2 separate regions of the Homo sapiens genome follow, and region 2 is linked to region 1. Evidence: chromatin loops called from intact Hi-C (ENCODE). Cell type or tissue: heart right ventricle. All regions are shown on one strand. Each heading gives the region's core, and the rest is flanking DNA. Links, peaks and the distances in the headings are about the cores only.

Region 1 (10,740 bases), core at 1,548-9,547:
TTGGTGGCCATCTATGCCTTCTAGTGTCCATCTTTGCCACCACAATGAGAGAACCTACATGAGAATAAATCAATACAAAGGAAGGTGAGGCTGAGAGAGGGAGAAAGTGCTGACTGTATAATTTCAGCACCTAGATACAGTCATTCCTGAAGCTTCACCCGTGGACATTTCACATATGTGAGCCAATAAATTCCTTTTTTTTTTCCTTAAAACAGCGTGATTTGGATTTTGGTCCATTGCTATTTTCAAAAGAGCCTTGATGCATAGTTGCTTAAGTGGAAATATTGATCCCTGGGTCTTCTTGGTGAGAAAATAAATCACTGTTGTTGTATATCTAACAAGGCAAATATTTGAATCAGTCAAAACTCTTTCAATTGCAAGTGAGAGAAACCTGACTCAATTGGTTTCAGCACAAAATTATATCTTAACATTTTTAGACTACTTGCTTGCTGACTCTAAGGTCACTGATTATGGCTGGACAATTTCTTTCTTTTCTTTTACCCTAAAGGAATTAAATAAAAGGGTTCATGCTTATAATCCCAGCACTTGGGGTGGCTGAGGCAGGAGGATTGCTTGAGCCCAGGAATTCAAAGCTGGAACGAGCTGTGATCGTGCCTCTGCACTCCAGCCTTGGCATAGCTAAAATTATTGTCTAACTGAACACCTTTTTAAGAAATATAAAAATATAAAAAATATAGAAAATATAAAAATATAAAAAGAGGGCCAGGTGCTGTGGCTCACACCTGTAATCCCAGCACTTTGGGAGGCCGAGGTAGGCAGATCAATTGAGGTCAGGAGTTGGAGACCAGCCTAGCCAACATGGCAAAACCTCATCTCTATTAAAAATACAAAAATTAGCCAGGAGTGGTGGTGTGTGCCTGTAGTACCAGCTACTCAGGAGGCTGAGGCATGAGAATCACTTGAAGCCAGGAGGCAGAGGTTGCAGTGAGCTGAGATTGTGCTACTGCACTCCAACCTGGGCAACAGAGTGAGACTCTGTCTCAAAAAAAAAAAAAAAAAAAAAGGCCAGGCATGGTGGCTTACATCTGTGATGCCAGCACTGTGGGAGGCCGAGGTGGGCAGATAACCTGACATCAGGAGTTCAAGATCAGCCTGGTCAACATGGTGAAACCCTGTCTCTACTAAAAACACAAAAATTAGCCAGTTGTGGTGGTACATGTCTATAATCCCAGCTGAGGCAGGAGAATCGCTTGAAACTGGGAGGCGGAGATTGCAGTGAGTCAAGATCATGTCACTGCACTCCAGCCTGGGCAACAGAGTGAGACTCCATCTCAAGAAAAAAACAAACAATAACAACAAAAAACCAAACAACAACAACAAAACCACATCATTTTCCTGCATTGGTATTCCTTCTGGCTGATGACATTCCAGGAGTTGTTTTTTTTTTTTTTCTTAATTAAAGCTTCATTTGCCTGAAGAAGCCAGATAAGTTTCTCACTGGTTCAAAAATAATTATGTGTATGGAAGGATAAAAAGACACTTATGTGACCAGGCATGGTGGCTCATGTAATTCCATTGCTTTGGGAGACCAAGGTAGGAGGATCACCTGAGGTCAAGAGTTTGAGACCAGTCTGGGCAACATAGTGAGATCCCCTGTCTACAACAACAACAACGAAGACACTTATGCAATGGTGTTGCTGTTCAGTGATACTGTCTCCACTAAATTTGTGGTCTGTATATGAGTGCATGTGGAACGGATTTCTGTATACCTCAAACAACATAGAAACATGGCACAGAAGATGCGAAAACAGAGAATGCTGTTGGTGTATATAGAATCACAAAAGAATTTCAGAAAGAGTGGCACTTCATAGAAAATTAATGTGAACGTATTATCCAAGAAGAATCATGTTCTAAAAGGGAAAAAAAGCAGCTATTTATCCTGATGCAAGTCTTCCAATAATCATAAAATTGGCCAGCTCTTATGGACAATCTCCATGCAATTGGCCATGATCTATCCCTGTAATACACTGTAATTCCAGTTACTCAGGAGGCAGGAGGATTGCTGAGGATCGGCCTGGGCAACATAGTGAGACTTCATTTCTAACAACAACAACAACAACAAAAATTAAGTTAAAAGGGAAGGAAAAGTGAACAGAGCTTAAGGGACCAATGGGACATTATCAAGTGAACCAATTTATGCATTGTGGGAGTCCAGGAAACAGGAAAGAAATAGAAAGGGGCACAGAGACTATTTAAATAAATAATGGCCAAAACTTCTCAAATTTGATGAAATCCGTGAATATAAAAATCCAAGAAGTTCAACAAATTCCAATTAAGATGAACTCAAAGAGATTCACAACAAGACACATTATAGTCAAACTTTTGAAAGACAAAGACAAAGAGAGTATCTTTAAAGCAGCAAGAGAAGCAACTCATCTGACAAGGGATCCATAATTAGATTATGTGCAGATTTCTCATCAGAGACTTTAGAGGCCAGAAGGCACATGGCTAATATATTCAAATTGCTAAAAGGAAAAACCATCAATCATATGTCCTATATCGAGCAAGACTGTCCTTCAAAAATTAGGGACAAATTGAGACATTTCAAGATAAACAAAAGCCAAAGAAGTTTATTACCATTAGACAAGCCCTGAAAGAAATGTTCAAGGGAGTTCCACAGGCTGAAATAAAAGAACACTAGGCTAGGCACCGTGGCTCATGCTTGTATTCCCAGCACTTTGGAAGGCCGAGGCAGGTGGATCACTTGAGGTCAGGAGTTTGAGAACAGCCTGGCCAACATGGTGAAACCCCGTCTCTACTAAAAACACAAAAATTAGCTGGGCGTGGTGGCATATGCCTGTAATTCCAGCTATTTGGGAGGCTGAGGCACAAGAATCGCTTGAACCCTGGGGGCGGAGGTTGCAGTGAGCCAAGATTGAGCCACTGCATTCCAACCTGGGTGACAGAGTGAGATTTTCTTGGAAAAATGAGACAAAAATAAATTTAAAAAAAGAAGAAATAAAAGAACACTAGACAGTAAGCAGAAGCTATATGAAGAAATAAGGATCTCAATAAAGATAAATAGTCGGGTAATTATAAAACCTAGTATTGTAACAATGGTTTGTAACTGTAGTTATTGCCTTTTTTTTCTTTCTTTCTTTTGTTTTTTAGATGGAGTTTCACTCTTGTTGCTCAGGCTGGAGTGCAATGACGCAATCTTGGCTCACTGCAACCTCCGCCTCCCGAGTTCAAGCGATTCTCCTACCTCAGCCTCCCGAGTGGCTGGGAATTACAGGCATGTGCCACTACGCCCGGCTAATTTTTTGCATTTTTAGTGGAGATGGGGTTTCTCCATGTTGGTCAGGCTGGTCTCGAACTCCTGACCTCAGGTGATCTGCCCGCCTCAGCCTCCCAAAGTGCTGGGATTACAGGCATGAGCCACTTTAGCAAGTCTCTAAAAATAAATAAAAAATAAAATTTACCACCAAAGAAAAGCTCTGGACCTAATTGCTTCACTGGTGAATTCTACCAAACATTTAAAGAACTAACACCAGTTTGGCCGAGTGCAGTGGCTCATGCCTGTAATCCCAGCACTTTGGGAGGCTGAGGCAGGCGGATCACAAGGTCAGGAGATCGAGACCATGGTGAATCCCGTCTCTACTAAAAATACAAAAAATTGGCTGGGTGCAGTGGCGGGCGCCTGTGGTCTCAGCTACTTGGGAGGCTGAGGCAAGAGAATGGCGTGAACCCCGGGGGGCAGAGCTTGCAGTGAGCCGAGATCACGCCACTGCACTCCAGCCTGGGCAACAGAGCAAGACTCTGTCTTAAAAAAAAAAAAAAAAAAAAGAACTAACACCAATTCTTTTCAATCATTTCCAAAAAAATTAAAGAGAAAGGAAAACTTCCTATCTCATATTGAGGCTAGCATTACCCTGATACAAAGCCAGACAAAGACATTATAAGAAAACTACACCCCCAAATCACTTATCAACATTAATGCAAAAATTCTCAACAAAATGGTAGGAAAACAGGTTGAATACCTTATTAACAGGGTAATGCACTATGACCAAATGGAATTGATTCCTGGAATACAAGGATGGTTCAACACACACAAATCAATAAATGTAATATGCCACATTAACCTACTTGCACCTACTTGCTGCAAAACAAGTAAGAGGCCCAGGGTAAGGTGTCCGTTTAGATTCCATATGAATTTTAGGATTGGTTTTCCTATTTCTGTAAAAAAAAAAGTCAGTGGGATTTTGCCAGGGATTGCACTGAATGTGTAGATCACTATAAGGGTGGTAATAACACAAGTTTAAGATTAAAGACATTCTTATTAAGGGTTTAGCTGATTGGTACATAACAAGTGCTGTGTATGGTAGCTTTTATTTTCATCTCCAGAACCTATACCTTGCTAAATACAATATACATTGACTATGTTTTAAGCATGGATCATATGATCTGAAAATTGGAGAATTTATATGCAGAGTATTGCTTTCTTCCAAAAATGGCTGAATCCTATTGCTATGTAATGAGCAGCTCCCGTGGGTCTGGTCACTAGGGATCTACAAACCTGACTTGCACAAGACCCCTTGCCTCGGTCGGGAACCTCAAAGGGGCAGGGAGATGAGTGTGGCCTGGCGGGAACCCTGAAGCTCCTGGAAGCTTCCCCAGGCTCCCAACCAGGGCCCCGCCCCGCCTCGGCTCCAGCCGCCGCCAGCGGGCGCTCCCCGCCCACCGGCGGCTGGGCTCTGGGGCTCTGCGCACTGACTTGGGGCCGGCCGCGGGCAGGCGGGCATCTGGCGGCCGAGGCCGGGACTTCGGGGCCCCTCCCGGGCGAGTCGCGGGGCGGCGGCGGGAAGGGGCGCCGCACGGAGGAAGTGCCCTCTTGGCCGCAGCCAGAGCCGCGCCGCAGGTGCCGCGATGTCGTCCTGGCCGGGGCGCGAGGATGCGAGGGCTGGGGGCGCGTGGTGGCCGCGGGAGCCGCTGGATCAGGAACTGCAGCGGGCCCGGGAGCAGAAGCGGCGGCGGCACGACGCCCAGCAGCTGCAGCAGCTCAAGCGCCTGGAGTCCTTGTGAGTCTCGAGCAGCCGTCTGGGCCGCAGTCCGCGCGCCGCCCGTTTTCTGGGAACAGGGGCGCCCGGCGCCGTGTTGGGCGCTGGGCTGGGTCCTCCAAGCCCCCAGGACCCAGGCAGGGGTGCGGGCCTGTGAGGAACCTAGTGCCTGCGACGGGACTTCTAGTCCTCACTGGGTGGGGAGCGAGGCCCGCCCGGCCACGGAGGGGCCCTGGAGGCCGCGGCGCGGGTGGGCGGGGGCCTCGGCCCGGGGAGGCGGCAGCGGCTTGCGCTCCTCGCCCCCGCTTTGGTGTGGGCGTCGCCTCTTTTGGGGAAGCCAAGAGTTATTGGCGCTTGCTCGGCATTTGTGGACCGAACAGGCAAGTTCAACCGAGCACGCTGCCCCCGCGCTCCACCTCTGAGTTCCCTGGGCCACTGCGACATGGAGAAACCCCGTTCTTTTCATCCTCTGCTACGGAGAAGGGACGAGGACACGGGTCCTGCAGTGTTGGTGTGGCGAGGCCCGGAAGAAGAGAGAATGGGCGGCGGGGACTGGCCACGGCGCTGCTAGGTAGAACAGAGGCGGACTTGTTTTCTCCGGGTTGGAGGGAATTTTGTTGTTGTTTTTTTTATTTTTTACCAGGGTTCAGGGTGGGCATTCAGGGAGCCAGCTGCCGTTTGGCACCACGCGGAATTCGGGCCCTGACTTGGGAGGCCTTGCGCTCCCGTGGCTCCAGTTCAAGGAGGGTCCAGATGACCCGGGAGAGTGTGGTGTAAAGAAGATTCAAAGGTGGGGGAGGGAGATATGGCTTCCCCCTACGCTTCTAGGTTCTTTAGCTGGGCCACAGATTAAATTGTCATAAGACAGATTAACAAGAGAAAAACTATTTTTACATACCCATGCACTGGAGGGCCACAAAAGTGGGAGACTGAAAGAAGGGCCAGGGAATAGGAGCATGGGCCTTTTGGGGCGTGGTGGAGACAAATTATGGAAGGGTCAAAATGTATGATGAATAAAGGTTGCTTTGTTAGGCTCCCAGGTGATAAAAGCTGTCTCCAGGCAGCTCTCTTTCTGATACAGATACGTTTACTCATGGAAATTTCCTTTAAAGATGTAAATTTCTCTTTACAAAAGGGGAGCAGTTGCCGGCGAGGTGAAGTTTTCCTGTGTTGGCTGGTTCTGTTTCTTTTAGCTCAGAGTCATCAGTATGTCAGGGTGGCATATTTTGATGCCAATTAATTTGAGCTTTTTCATGTATTTTGGTAATGAAATGTCACATGCCTGTAACACATATAAACATAGGCATACAGACAAACAGAAGCAGATCTTTTATAAGATTCTTCATTAGCCAGTTTTCTAATAGTCTATGCCCACTTCAGATGATCGTCTGAAGTGATCATCCAGTTAGATCGTCTACTTAGTGATCCTCCACTTAGTGATCGTCCACTTTAGAGGATCAGTCTCTTGATTATCTTTTCCACTACCCTAAGTAATTAGTAGCTAGGCAACCCTAAGCTTGCACTTTCAAAAGACTATTAGATGAAACAAAGTAAAAAATTTACATCTAAAAGACACAGAACTTGTACCTAAACAGAATTATTTGCTGAGACAAAGAAAGGCATAGGTTACAAACTGGTTAAAATTACCAGGAAAAGTATTTTAAACAGAGGTACCGTACCGTTTGTTATGTAAACTTTAAACCAATGTCTTCCCCATCCTGAAATTTTCTAGTGGTTTAGGTCCACCGAGGGAGATGCCCTTACAAAAGGAGGTTTTTTTTCTTTTTTTTTTTTTCTTTCTTTCTTTTTTTTATTTTTTTCTTTTCTGAGACGGAGTTTCCCTCGGTCACCCAGGCTGGAGTGTATTGACACGATCTCGACTCACTGCAACCTCCACCTCCCAGGTGCAAATGATTCTCCTGCCTCAGCCTCCCAAGTAGCTGGGGTTACAGGTGTGTGCCACCACACCCAGCTAATTTTTTTTTTTTTTGTATTTTTAGTAGAGATGGGGTTTCACCGTGTTGGCCAGGCTGACCTCGAACTCGTGACCTCAGGTGATCCACCCGCCTTGGCCTCCCAAAGTGCTGGGATTACAGGCTTGAGCCACAGTGCCCGGCGGTAGATTTCTTTTATAAAGAGTTTCAGGCTGGGCGCCTTTGGCTCACGCCCTTAATCCCAGCACTTTGGGAGGCTGAGGTGGGCAGATCACTTGAGATCGGGAGCTGGAGACCAGCCTGGCCAACATGACAAAACCCTGTCTCTACTAAAAATATAAAAATTAGACAGGCTTGGTGGCGCACGCCTGTAATCCCAGCTACTGAATAGGCTGAGGCACGAGAATCGCTTGAACCTGGAGGCGGAGGTTGTGTTGAGTCGAGATCCTGCCACTGCACTCCAGCCTGGGCGACAGAGCAAGACTATTTTTTTTTTTTTTAAACAGAGTTTCAAAGTAGCCAGCTAAATGTCAGGAAGTTGCATTTTGTCAACTGATTTAGTTTGATAGATTGTTTCTTCTTCTTCTTCTTGTTCTTCTTTTTTTTTGAGGCAGAGTCTCCCTCTTTTGCCCAGGCTGGAGTGCAGTGGCGCTATCTCAGCTCACTGCAACTTCTGCTTCCCGGGTTCAAGAGGTTCTCTGCCGGGCGCGGTGGCTCACGCCTGTAAACCCAGCACTTTGGGAGGCCGAGGCCGGCGGATCACGAGGTCAGGAGATTGAGACCATCCTGGCTAACGTGGTGAAATCTCGTCTCTACTAAAAATACAAAAAATTAGCCGGGCGTGGTGGCGGACACCTGTAGTCCCAGCTGCTCGGGAGGCTGAGGCAGGAGAATGGCATGAACCCGGGAGGCGGAGCTTGCAGTGAGCCGAGATGGTGCCACTGCACTCCAGCCTGGGTGACAAAGCGAGACTCCGTCTCAAAAAAAAAAAAAAAAAAAAAAAAAAAAAAAAAAAAGAGATTCTCGTGCCTCAGCCTCTTGAGTAGCTGGAGTAGCTGAGATTACAGGCACCTGCTACCACACCCAGCTAATTTTTGTATTTTTAGTAGAGAGAGGGTTTCGCCATGTTGTTCAGGCTGGTCTCGAACTCCCATACTCAAGTGATCTGCCTGTCTCGGCCTTCCAAAGTGCTGGGATTACAGGCGTGAGCCAGATCGATTGTTTCTTAATGAGATTTCTGACTTCAGGATGGAGCCTCTTAATGAATAGGACAGTGAAAGAAGTTGCAGTTTTCAGGGCCTAATATTTAAATATGTGAAAAGCAGGCACAGCTGAAAGGCAGAACATTCAGATCTTTAAAATTTAAGGATTCTACTTTTACATTGAATCCCAGGTCCCCAAGAAGAGGGAAATACGACTGAACCAGTGTGAATTCTTTCCACAGTTTTCCTCAATACAAGGACATTTCACAGAGGCTGGTGGGCGACCTGACTCCATCAGTCCACTCTGCAGTCAGCCTCTCTCCCACAGGAGTCTTCAAGTGTTCAAAGCACACCTTTTAAATCTAAACAGGCAAAGAAACAAGTTGCCTCCTTCAGTAGTGACCATTCACTGCAACAGCTGTCAGCCACTTCCAAAACTGCAGCTTTTGCCAGTGACTTGCCAGCCATCACACATGAAAATGTCAAGTTCTCCACCACAATACAAAGTAATACCTCATACTCCAAAAGCCAGAGATCCAGAAACTCCGTGCAAAATAGAGCAGAGCCACAGACCTGAGAGAAGCCTACTCATGACTCTTAGATTCCATGAGAAAGACTGAAGACCCCAAAAAAGGGTGGGCATGGCCCCTTTTTCCGTGTACTCAAGGGGTCTCAGGAGTGCCAGAAGTCTCCTATGTGTTCAAGATGGCAAAAGGGAGAAGGAGCAGAAGTGGAAGGAAATGGAAGAGTTAAGTATTAGAGGGGCCAGTTTGGGAGATTTTAAGCTTTCTAAAAGGCCAATGAAGTTTTACATTTTTCTCAACCAAAATAATGCCAACAAGGTAGGAAGCAAACAGTGGCCTCCAACATTTTTTTAAAAGGGGTTTCAGTCGACTGAAAAATATTATCAGGAATAAGATCGAAAAGAGAAAAAGCAGAAGGGCCTTTTTTAGTTCTCAAAAAAAAAAAAAAAAAAAATTATAGCCTGAATGTCAGCCTTTAATTAAGCAGCTGACTCTGACCACAGAGCTTTTTTTTTTTTTTTTTTTTTTTTTTTGAGATGGAGTCTCACTCTGTCACCCAGGCTGGAGTGCAGTGGCATGATTTTGGCTCACTGCAACCTCCACCTCCCAGGTTCAAGTGATTCTCCTGCCTCAGCCTCCAGAGTAGCTGGGATTACAGGCGTGCGCCACCACAGCTGACTAATTTTTGTATCTTTGGTAGAGATGGGGTTTCACCATGTTGGTCAGGCTAGTCTCGAACTTCTGACCTCATGATCCACCCAACTCAGCCTCCGAAAGTGCTGGGATTACAGGCGTGAGCCACTGCGCCCGGCCGACCACACAGCTCTTTAAAAAAATTTTTTTATATCTCTCATGAGCAGATTTCAGCCAGGGCAAACAGAAAGGAGATTTCCCATTTAATTTGTCTGGTTCTAAACCCAGCTTTTCCCAATTGTGCAGAAAATTGAATTACTTTAGGCCTTTCAAAGGACCCCTATATTGGCCATCATAATTTGGGGTCCTCTCGAGTCATGTGGGCCAATGTGTGCAAATACTTATAAGATGAAACTCAGCAGGTATTGCACATAAAACCAGCTGGTGTCTCCGAGGGAGGGTGCCTCCTTGGGGAGTCCTCAGACCCGGATGATTTGTTACCCATAATTTAGAGACCTGAATCATTCATGACTCTGAGCAGTGTTTTGGGCCTAAATGTGCCGCTTGTGAGTGTATCACTTCGGTGTGTCACCAGTAAGTCAGGTCTCCTCTCTTATGTGTCTCAGAAACGCTGAATCCCCTGAAGGTCACAGAGGACTCACAAATGCAAGATGACCAGCCTTTATGCACACTCACTGGCAGGGTGAGAGGGTACAGATGTTCTCACAGAGGAAACCCTGTAAGGCCACTGAATGTTATGGACAAAGTCCTGGCACCTCGCCAAGTCTCTGATTATTTAGAGTTCCCTAATGGGCCAGAGGGAGTGAGTGCCTTTAATCTTCGGAGGGAAGTATTCATTCTCATAAATTAGGAAAAGGGACTCCAAGAGAGGTTGGTCCAGGGTGAAACAAGCACAGTTTCCATAATGAAAGGTCACAATGCAACAAGACCTTGGCCCCAAACCAAAGTAAATTGGCGACTTAAGACCCATGTGTTGGCAGATAAAAATCCTGATCCCCTGACCTTAGGAAAGTCAGAGATAGGAGTTCATGTTGGTACCAAGTGCCGCTTTCAGAGAGAAACACTGGGCAGTGGTGGAGGGAGGGACCTATTCTGCCAACTATGCCAGATATGTTGACCCAAAGGAAAAAACTGAAGCTAAATTAATATAAGTATAGAGTTTATTTTGGGCCAAGTTTGAGGACTGCAACCCAGGAGTGTATATTCCGGGCAACTTAAATAGATACTCCCAGCTTGCAGTCCTCAAATTTGGCTCAAATGAACTCTACTGACATTAATTTTGCCTTCGTTTTTCTTTTTGGGGGGTTGACATAGTGTGATGTTCACTCAGTCAACAGTTTGTTTCTGTCACAGGCACTTTTTGTTACCTATGCTATGTGGGTCATGTAAGGAAAGGTCCTCAAGGAGT
Region 2 (10,564 bases), core at 1-8,000, 110 kb before region 1:
ACACCTTTGCTTTCTGATGGTTAAGAGTACACAAATTTGTTTTAGCCACAAAATTGTGTAAAATATTTTATAAAATTACTTTTAGGCCATGTATATAAGGTAGATGTGAAACATAAATGAATTTCATATTTAAACTTGGGCACCATCCCCAAGATATAATGTATGTGCAAATATTCCAAAATCCCAAAATACCCGAAATCTGGTCCCAAGCAGTTTGGGTAAAGGATACTCTCAACCTGTGTAAGGTTGTGAGACATAGCAACAAAAGGCTATGTGATAAAGAAACAGGAAATGACATTGCATAATGATTCATGGCTGTGGTGATGTTTGAAGGATAAAAATCATGATTGTTCCAGTTTGAAAAACAGAGAAATACATTAAATTCTTTTTTTTTTTTTTTGAGGCAGGGTCTTACTCTGCCACCCAGGCTGGAGTGCAGTGGCACCATCATGGCTCACTGCAGCTTTGACCTGCTTGACTCAAGTGATCCTCCTACTTCAGCCTCCCAGGTAGCTGGGACTACAGGTGCATGCCACCATGCCTGGCTTATTTTTGTATTTTTTGTAGAGATGGGGTTTTGCCATGTTGCCCACCTGGTCTCAAACTCCTGGCTTAAGCGATCCTCCTACCTCTACCTCCCAAAGTGCTGGGATTACAGACATGTGCCACCATGCCCAGCCCATTAAACTCAACATTATCAAAGGCTATATTCAAGATGATCTTGAATTCCCAAATTTGTAAACGTGGAAATGTTTGTACCAGGCATGTATGACTTTGTCCTTTCAAATCATGTTTGTCAGGTTTCCTGTAGATTATCCATATGCCACAAGTTAACCACATTTTCAACTTTAATGCAAAGTTGTTCTCTTATCTAGTGAGCTACTTGTATATTAGCTAGAAACAGCTCCTTCCTGAAACAGTTTTAGCTTTACAATTTTTTTTCTCTTTCCTTTTGTTGTGAATTCATTTACCTAACAGATGGAGTCCCCTTTGAACTGGATACTTAATTTTAAATTTATTCACAAATTTTTTTCTGACTAAAAGCCATTACTTCTTTCTTTCTTTCTTTCAGTCATTTATTTATTTATTTTAAGAAATGGGATCACAGTCTGTGAGCCAGGCTGGAGTGCAGTGGTACAATCATAGCTCATTGCAACCTCGACCTCCTGGGCTCAAACCGTCTTCCCCCCTCAGCCTCCCAAGTAGCTGGGATTACAGACATGTGCCACCATGCCTGACTAATTTTATTTTTAGAGACAGGGTCTTGTGGCTGGGCACGGTGGCTCACGCCTGTAATCCCAGCACTTTGGGAGGCCAAGGTGGGCAGATCTTGAGGTCAGGAGTTCTGGAGCAGCCTGGCCAACATGGTGAAACCCTGTCTCTACTAAAAATACAAAAATTAGCCAGGCGTGGTGGCACAAACCTGTAATCCCAGCTACTCAGGAGGCTGTGGCAGGAGAATTACTTGAACCCGGGAGGCAGAGGTTGCCGTGAGCCAAAATTACACCATTGCACTCCAGCTCTGGGCAACAGAGCAAGACTCTGTCTCGAAAAAAAACAAAAACAAAAACAGACAGTGTCTTGTTATGTTGCCCAGGCTCATTACATCTTTAGATCCTTTTACTTTCTTCACCTCGGTTACCAATACTAGCCATTGATTGGCGGGCAAGAGGTGGGCATTTTTTCCTACAATACAGCAATTTTTTACAACCTGGCTAAGGCTCCTAAGAGCTGGTTATATAAACCATGACAACTAGAGAAGGATGAAACCTTATTTTGAAATACAGGATCCCATATACTAGTGTTTTACACCAATGGTACTCAAAGAGTGGTCCCAGACCATGGCATCAACATTGAGCAGGAACTTGTTATATATGCGAGTTATCTAGTCCTACTCCAGACAAACAATCAGAAACTTTGAGGTTGGACCCAGCAGTCTGTTTTAACAAGCCTGCAGGTGATTGTGATGTGTGCTAAAGCTTGAGAATCATTTAAGTAAACAATTAAAATTCTTACTACAGCAAAATGCAAATTTTATGTGTAACAAAACTTCCAGGTTACTTGCTCACAAATAATAGAATCGGTGCTGCCAGACAATTACTGTATAAAGAGAGAGTGATGAGGATATAGAAAAATAGGTACTTTCATTTACTTTATTAAAGGCAGTATACATTGGTTAAATGAATGATGGTGCATTTGTATAATAAAATATTGGGCAGCTGTGAAAAAAAAATCTGTATAACTTTTTTTTTTTTTTTTTTTTTTTTTGAGACCGAGTCTCTCTCTGTTGCCCAGGCTGGAGTGTAGTGATGCGATCTTGGCTCACTGCAACCTCTGTCTCCCAGCTTCAAGTGATACTCGTGGTGCCTCAGCCACCTGAGTAGTTGGTATTACAGGCACCTGCTACCACGCCTGGCTAATTTTGTATTTTTAGTAGAGACGAGGTTTCACCATGTTGGCCAAGCTGGTCTCGAACTCCTGACCTCAGGTGATCCACCTGCCTCAGCCTCCCAAAGTGCTTGGATTACAGGTGTGAGCCACTGTACCGGGCTATGTTAACATTTTAAAAAGCTCAAGAAATGGTGACAAGGGGAAAAGGCAAGTTGCAGAACAGTTGTGCTCCCAAAAGAAATACACATGTATATCCTTATGTCATTGGAAATTAAAAAACAAAACAAAACAAAACAAAACAAAAACTTTAGAAGCTGTTTCTAGTTTTACTAATGACAGTGGACTTGGGAGGATGAGACCAGGAAGGGAGACTTCAACTTTTTCATCCTTTAACTTTTTATATTGTTTGACATATCATGAGCATGTATTGCTTTTATATATTTTTTAAATCGGTTTTTTAAAAGCAACAAGATTTTTTAAAGTGTGTTGGGACCACATTGTAGAACATCTCTATTAGTATAAGATATTTGCAATTTATTTGCTAGAGAGGCTTTGGGTATGGTTTTTAAAATAAGTGATACCATCTGGAATGTGTTTTGATACAATTAAACTGATAACTGAGCACGCACTAAATTAATATTATTAGAATCTGGAGGTGGGGAGCAGGAATTAAAATAAGCCTGTATTAAAGATAATGAAGTATTAAACTGTTATGGGAGCAGTAGAAAGAGGAAGACAGAAAAGAGATGGATTGCAGAGGTGAAATCTATAGGACTTTATATTTTTTGCACAGTGTTTTGGATTATCCTTAATGTTCATAGTAGTTTGAATGTTCCTGTGTATTTTATGTTAAATAGTTTCCATATTTACCTCTTTTGTTTGCTTTAAAAATAGTTCAGTTGGCCAGGCGTGGTAGCTAACGCCTATAATCCCAGCACTTTGGGAGGCCGAGGCGGGCGGATCACAAAGTCAGGAGTTCGAGACCACCCTGACCAACATGGTGAAACCCCATCTATACTAAAAATACAAAAATTATCTGGGAGTGGTGGCAGATGCCTGTAATCCCTGCTACCCAAGAGGCTGAGGCAGGAGAATCACTTGAACCCCAGAAGCAGAGGTTGCAGTGAGCCAAGATTGCACCATTGCACTCCAGCCTGGGCAACAGAGTGAGACTCCATCTCAAAAAAAATAAATAAATAAAAAATAAAAATAAAAATAGTTCAGGTATTACATATTTAGAGAGAGTTATTAAAGAGAGAGATATATAAAGAATCTTAAGTCCTATTTTAATCTTTATTCTCTTTTAAATTAGAGGTTGTAGTTTATATCTTCAGCCTAACAACTTGACATGTAATGTCATTAAACCATACCTGATAGGTTTTTTTTCTCTCCTTAAAAACAGCAGTAGGGAAATCTATACAATTCAGTTTTTCCATCAGCAGGTGGCAGACTTCTCTGGCCATTGTGACACACTGCTATTCTATATCAAATTATCTTTCTTGTGTTACGCACTTTTATGTTAACTCTCAGAGTTGCTTAAACCATTAATCTATACAATTTAAACCAAGTAAGACAACTTTCTGCCATTATAGACTTAAATGCCATTTTGTCATTTTTTTCATATATGTTGTTTATCTTCCTCATTTTCAAGGTGCTGATAGATTACAAAGTAGTTTAGCAGTTCATTAAAGAGTTGCTTCATTTGTTTGCCAAGTTCCTTCTTGTAATTAGGTGGAAGTAGAGAGCCAGTGCTTGCAAGATCCTTCCTGTCCCCATTCTGTCTTCTCTACTGCCTTGTCAGAAGGCATAGCCTTCTCCTTTGCCTTATCTCCGATATCATTAGTTAGGCAGACTTTTCCCAGTGAAAAAGATCAGTTTTTCAGTCTATCTGGATTTCTCTGTCAAATGGTTAGGGTTCTAAGGGAACAAGTTGCTAGATAAAATTCAGTGAGACAGGAAAAAGTTGAGAACCCAAGCATTATATACAGCATAGCAAAATGTTGCAAAATAGAAACTTACTATAGTCGGCTTAAGAAAAAAGGAGGCTTCACTGGGACTAGAACTAGAAAGCAGTTAGAAACTGACTCCCATTTGGGTTAATTTGGCACTGTGCTATTGTTTGGTAACTAGGGAAAAACTAAAATTTAGAGGTGCCTACGTTGACCAAGTATACTCTACGCATTTATTTAGTCCTTAAAACACAGTCTAGCTGTAGTTACTTTCCTAATTTTCTGTTAACTCACTTAGGAAATAGCTAGTTAAGTAGCACAGTCAGCATTCGTTTGATTCTTGTACTCTGAAGCTTTTGGATAAAGTTTCCCTGTTTGGGTAATTTAAGCAGGTGTACATTTGTTGCCAATTTTTATGTAATTTTTTTTTTTTTTTTTTTTTTTGAGATGGAGTCTCCCTCTGTCGCCCAGGCTGGAGTGCAGTGGTGCGATCTTGGCTCACTGCAAGCTCCATCTCCCGGGTTCACGCCATTCTCTCGCCTCAGCCTCCCAAATAGCTGGGACTACAGTCACCTGCCACCACGCCTGGCTAATTTTTTTGTATTTTTAGTAGAGACGGGGTTTCACCGTGTTAGCCAGGATGGTCTCGATCTCCTGACCTTGTGATCTGCCTGTCTCGGTCTCCCAAAGTGCTGGGATTACAGCCGTGAGCCACTGTGCCCGGCCTGTTGTCAATTTTTAAAATTTTGATGTCTTTCTAAGCTAGATAAATAGAATAAAAATTCTATTTTGTGTACAATATGTACATAAAAGAGATTTTGTCACATGTTCCTAATTTTGGTAAGATAGGAAACTCTAGTGTTCCATAATTTTTATTCTGTAATTCTTTGTGTGTGGCTTATTTAGTAATGATATACAGTATCTTTTTCCTTTAACAAGTTATAGAATCTATGGCTTGAACAGAAGACAATCTTGTAAGGGAATGGGGTGGTCTTTGAAAGTTTAGTAGTTGGTAAGTCCTTGGTTCAAATCTCAGCTCTGCCACATTTTAATGGTTTATCCTTGGACAAGATACTAAACTTTTCTAAGCTTCAATTTCCAGTTATCTAGAATGGGGATGATTCACCTAAATACTCTTATGCCTTGTTTACTTCAGGGTATTATATTAAGAATGTATTTTGACTTTGTCAGGCAATGTTGCTATAAGGCCTAATAATAATAATTAATAAAGAATATGTTCTTAGTGTTTGTATTTTATTTCACTTGATGTTTTAAAGTAATTATATTTTGGAGAATTCTAACAGTATACTATTCTAAGTGCCTTCCTGGATTAAGATTGAAAAAGAGATGATATACATAAAGTTGTAAACAGTGCTTACCACGTAGTAGTTATTCAATACATATTGTCCTATCTTCTCCCTTCTGTTAATAAAGCTAATTTTGTTCAACTTACTTTTAGACATGATACTCTCTTAAAGTAGATTTAATTATGTAATGCATTAAAAAATTATCTCTAAACAATATTCCATTTGAGCCCTCAGATTTGGAGATAGCAGAATGTTTGGTGATGTCATACATCTTTCTTAAAGTTTAAAAAGATGGGATATGGGGAGATATCCAGCATTATGCCAAATTTTGAGCAACAATTTGTAACCTGAGCACTTAGCACTGTAGAAAACAGGGCCTGATCCCCTGAATGCCTGCCATAATCATTGGAGATGATTAAAGTGACCCGGGGGTCTTGGAGGCATTGCATATATAATTATTTAATTTTGAGCTACTGAAATTTAATTTGGCTAAAACTATGCAAGAAACATAAGTTACTATAGATAATAAAGCTTTCATATATGTTTTACCCACTTTTGAATCCCCTCTAGTACACTTATAGCAAGCATAGATCGATCATGTGATTCACTATAGATTTCAGAAAACTAACTTATGAGGTCCACATTCATGGGTTTCCAGTCATGTGACCTAACTTTAAAGAAGTCTTAATAATTGGACTCATGAGTACCTGAATTATGATCCAGCTTTTTATAAGGAATTTGTTTATTTTAAACTATTTACCAGGCCGGGCAAGGTGGCTCATACCTGTAATCCCAGCACGTTGGGAGGTGGAGGCAGGAGGATCACCTGAGCCTAAGAGTTAGAGACCAGCCTGGGCAAAATAAGGGGACCTCATCTCTACTAAAAATCAAATACATCAAAAAAAAACCACACACACACACACACACACAAATCAAATGTATCAATACTATAAATGAAGACGCCATTTATGGTATTATCTTACATCCTGTTTTCTTGGACCTGACCTACCTATTGCAACATAAATGTCATTTCCTCTAAAAGTTTATTTAAATACAGAATTTAATCCTATTTAAGTAAGAAATCAAAAGACACACACACACACACACACATACACATATAAAAGCCAGGTGTGGTGGCACATGCCTATAGTTCCAGCTACTTGAGAGGCTGAGGCAGGAGGATCACTTGACCCCAGAAGGTTGAGGCTGGTAAGCTAAGATCATACCACTGCACTCCAGTCTGGGTGATAGAGTGAGACCCTGTCTCAAATAAATAAATAATTTATCTATTTTATTTTGTATTGATTCTTTTTATATCATACAATACACGTTGATATAAAAGTGAATCTAGATGAGCAAAAGAAATCTATAATTTTCACCACCTTAAAAGACCCCCGTTTTAGTAAGTGTACTTCCTTTATTTTTCTATGTATATAATTAAGTATAATTTTTTTACCCAAATGAAGTCATTCTGTAATGTTTTAAATCAAGATTGTTTACTTAATTTGTTTATAAATTTATACTTATATTTTCATAACTATATTGTATTTATGCTATTATATCACATGGATATCATAACTATTTAAAAATGTATTTAATTGATGCATAGTATTCAACTCAAGTTATCACCCGCCAGTCCTTCATATGATTTCAGATAATTTTGCTACTAGTTACTATTAATTCATGAATTTAAATCTCAAAATAATTTTGTTTATTGTTCTCTTGCCTTAGTATTTACTTAATGTGTTTATGTGGCACAGTAAGAAGGAAGGGTAGTAAGTTAAATCTTAACTTTTTACTCCTCATTTAGATGTACTCGATATAGTGCACCAATAATAAAAGCTTAAATTGCATTACCTTTTTGCCATTTTTAATTTAACTTATAACAAAATAGTGATCTTAAACAATATTGTTTGTTTCTTTTTAAGGGCAGGAATACCAATTGTGAGATGTAGAAGGAGTCCAAAATTAAAACAGAAAGCTTTTCATCTTGTTTCATTTCAATCATAGAGATTCAGCTATAATAAAATAAAAAGATTCGGGAGGCTGAGGTGAGAGGATCGCTTGAGCATAGGAGTTCAAGACCAACCTACTACACCCCATAGCAAGACCCGACTCTTAAAAAAAAAAAAAAAAGAAGCCAGGTGTGGCAGGGTGCACCTGTGGTCCCCACTACTCCAGAGGCTAAGGCAGTAGAATTGTTTGAACCCGGGAAGCAGAGGCTGCAGTGAGCCAAGATTGCACCACTGCACTCCAGCTTGGGCGACAGAATGAGACTCCATCTCCAAAAAAAAAAAAAAAGTCAGTGCTAAGCATCTTGAAATATTCAAACATATGGCATTTGAAAGGAGAGCCAGGAAAGACTCCCTTCATTTATGTTATTGTCTTACATCCTATTTTCTTGAACCTGACCTACCTATTGTAACATCAGTGTCATTTCTGCTAAAAGTTTAAAACAGAATTTAATGCTTTTTAAGTAAGAAAGTAAAAAAGATATAGTTCATGTTCAACAATTTTACTTGAGTTTTTGAAAATTAAATTACTTGATCTAGATTTTTGCAATTTTTTTTTTTTTGAGACAACCTCCCCCTGTCACACAGGCTGAAGTGCAGTGGCATGATTGTACTGCAGCCTCTACCTTCTGGGCTGAAGTGATCCTTCCACCTCAGCCTCCTGAGAAGTTGGGGCTACAGGCACATGCCACCACACTTGGCTAATTTTTTAACATTTTTTGTGGATACAGGGCCTCTGTATGTTGCCCAGGCTGGTCTCAAACTCCTGGGCTCAAGCAATCCTTCTACCTCGACTTCCCAAGGTGCTGGGATTACAGATGTGAGCCTCAGCCCCAGGCCTAGATTTTTGCAAAGTTTAAGAAATACATTGAGATGGGAACCATAGGTTCTCATCAGTTTGCATATACATATGTCTGTAAATTCATAAGGCTGCAATCAGTCTCACTCACAGTCATCTACTAGGATAAGTTTTTGCAGTGATCTTAAATGATAAAAAACATGAGGCTGGGCGTACTGGCCTAGCGCCTATGGTCCCTGGGAGGTTGAGGTGAAAGGATCACTTGAGCCCAGGAGTTCCAAGCTTTAGTGTGCTGTGCCAATCAAGTGTCTGCACTAAGTTCGGCATCAATATAGGAACCTCCTGGGAGCAGGGGACCACCAGGTTGCCTGAGGAGGGGTGAACTAGCCCTGGTTGAAAACAGAGCAGGTCCATACTCCTAAGCTGATCAGTGGTGGGGTCATGCCTGTGAATAGCCACCGTACTACAGCCTGGGCAACATAATGAGACCCTGTCTCTATGTTTTTTTAAAAAAAATTTTAATTAAAAAAAAAAATGAGGGCCGGGTGCGGTGGCTCACGCCTGTAATCCCAGCACTTTGGGAGGCCAAGGTGGGCGGATCATGAGGTCAGGAGATCGAGACCAGCCTGACAACATGGCGAAACCCCATCTCTACTAAAAATACAAAAATTAGCCAGGTGTGGTGGCGCACGCCTGTAGTCCCAGCTACTCGGGAGGCTGAGGCAGAAGAATCGCTTGAACTCAGGAGGCGGAGATTGCAGTGAGCCGAGATCGTGCCACTGCACTCCAGCCTGGGTGACAGAGTGAGACTCCGTCTCAAAAAAAAAAAAAAATTTTTCATTTGCCATTCATTTTCAAAAAATATGATAAATGATTATTTCATCTCTGTTTTCTGCTCCTTATACATTTTAAACCGTATTCATATAAACATTTATAGTACCTTGTTTCAGTTCTATTTTGAATAGTCATAATATTGAAGTCAGTTCACTGTTGTCTTCAGGGAAGTTTGAAGAGAAGTCACATACCTAGACTGATGTTTTGCATGTTTAAAAAAATCATCTTTCTATTTACATCATGCAGCAATTAGCAAGAACAAGTTTTGCAAGAGTCAGTATAGAGACTATTGCATCTCATCTTCTACTAAATTGTCTTCCGTATATGGCAGCTTCATTGTTTTGTTTGGAATAACTTCCTAGGGTGTCATCCAATTTAAGTTTAAAAATACATTCCTTGTTGGAAAGGTAATTGGATTATAGTAGCCCAACTGTAAATTAGTAGGCAAGTGTAGATTGTATTGTTGAGAAGTAAAAATACTTGCTACAAGTTTTATGTGGGATTATGATGTGATTTCTTTTACATGCAACTTTTAATTAATGCAGTACCTTTGTTTACTTCCCTGTCTCAATGTTAAAGACAAATAATAAGTTATTAAAGCTTAAATTCATATATTTGGTTTTCTGTGGGCTTTTTGTTTTTTCATTATTTGGAATTTCTAAGAAATCTTTTGATGGCAAAATATGAAGTGATAATTTTTAGTTTTTCAAGTTGATTGAATAATTGACTATCTAAAAAGCTCTTAACTAGTTACTCAGAAATAAAAATGGATATCCCTTTTTCCATTGATAAAGACATCCAGTTTCAGCGTTAAAAGGGGAGGAAAAAAAATCTTCCATTTGTGAATTCTGTACAAGTGCTGTGCTCTTTGACATATGAATTTCAGATCCAGAGTTTGCCGCTAGGAGTGATAGGAGTGATTTCTGTTTCTATGTCAATGAGTAAATAAAACTCCAAGGCAACAGGCCCCATTTATTGTGTACAGAGGTGAAAGTCCATTGTGCAGTTAAAGAACCTGTCTTTACAACTTCGTACTTCCATATCCTTTCTATCCCTTCTCAAAAAAAATTTTTTTAAGTGCCCTAGAGCTATTAGAAACAACATTCAGTGTCTTTGATTCAGTGCTTTGCTTGTGTCCTTATTCCTTTCTTGTGGCATATTTTTTAAACATTCTTACTCATTCATAGACTTCTCAAGCCCTCTCATGTTATGTGTTGCCCAGAGACAGCCTGATATAGTTTGGTTCAAAATGTGTCCCATACAAAATTAGCT

The links. A loop is a pair of places that touch in the nucleus more often than their neighbours do. Peaks named below come from ENCODE experiments on the same cell type or tissue, not always from the same donor. Only the 100,000 strongest peaks of a DNase experiment are listed, where the experiment ranks them.
Region 2: it touches region 1 in a loop (2.2-fold over the local background); 40 of 110 quality-filtered maps call a loop at or near these places.

What each region holds. Positions count from the first base shown.
Region 1 is chr7:32,937,169-32,947,908 of GRCh38, reverse strand. It overlaps the pseudogene RP9P. Among named protein-coding and RNA genes, the nearest start is that of FKBP9, 15 kb to the left of the region's middle. RefSeq lists silencers at 4,588-4,997, 5,188-5,347 and an enhancer at 5,997-6,885. In heart right ventricle, for the core only: CTCF peaks have their summits at 4,455 and 4,664 (motif pointing right); DNase peaks (open chromatin) are centred at 4,678, 5,058 and 5,308; H3K4me3 peaks cover 2,630 bases; H3K27ac peaks cover 3,589 bases.
Region 2 is chr7:33,044,190-33,054,753 of GRCh38, reverse strand. The region is part of intron 1 of NT5C3A (5'-nucleotidase, cytosolic IIIA); the gene reads left to right. It also overlaps the pseudogene RN7SL505P. Among named protein-coding and RNA genes, the nearest start is that of NT5C3A, 13 kb to the left of the region's middle. RefSeq lists a silencer at 10,395-10,554. In heart right ventricle, for the core only: a CTCF peak has its summit at 3,830 (motif pointing right); no DNase peak of the experiment used is centred there; H3K27ac peaks cover 1,382 bases.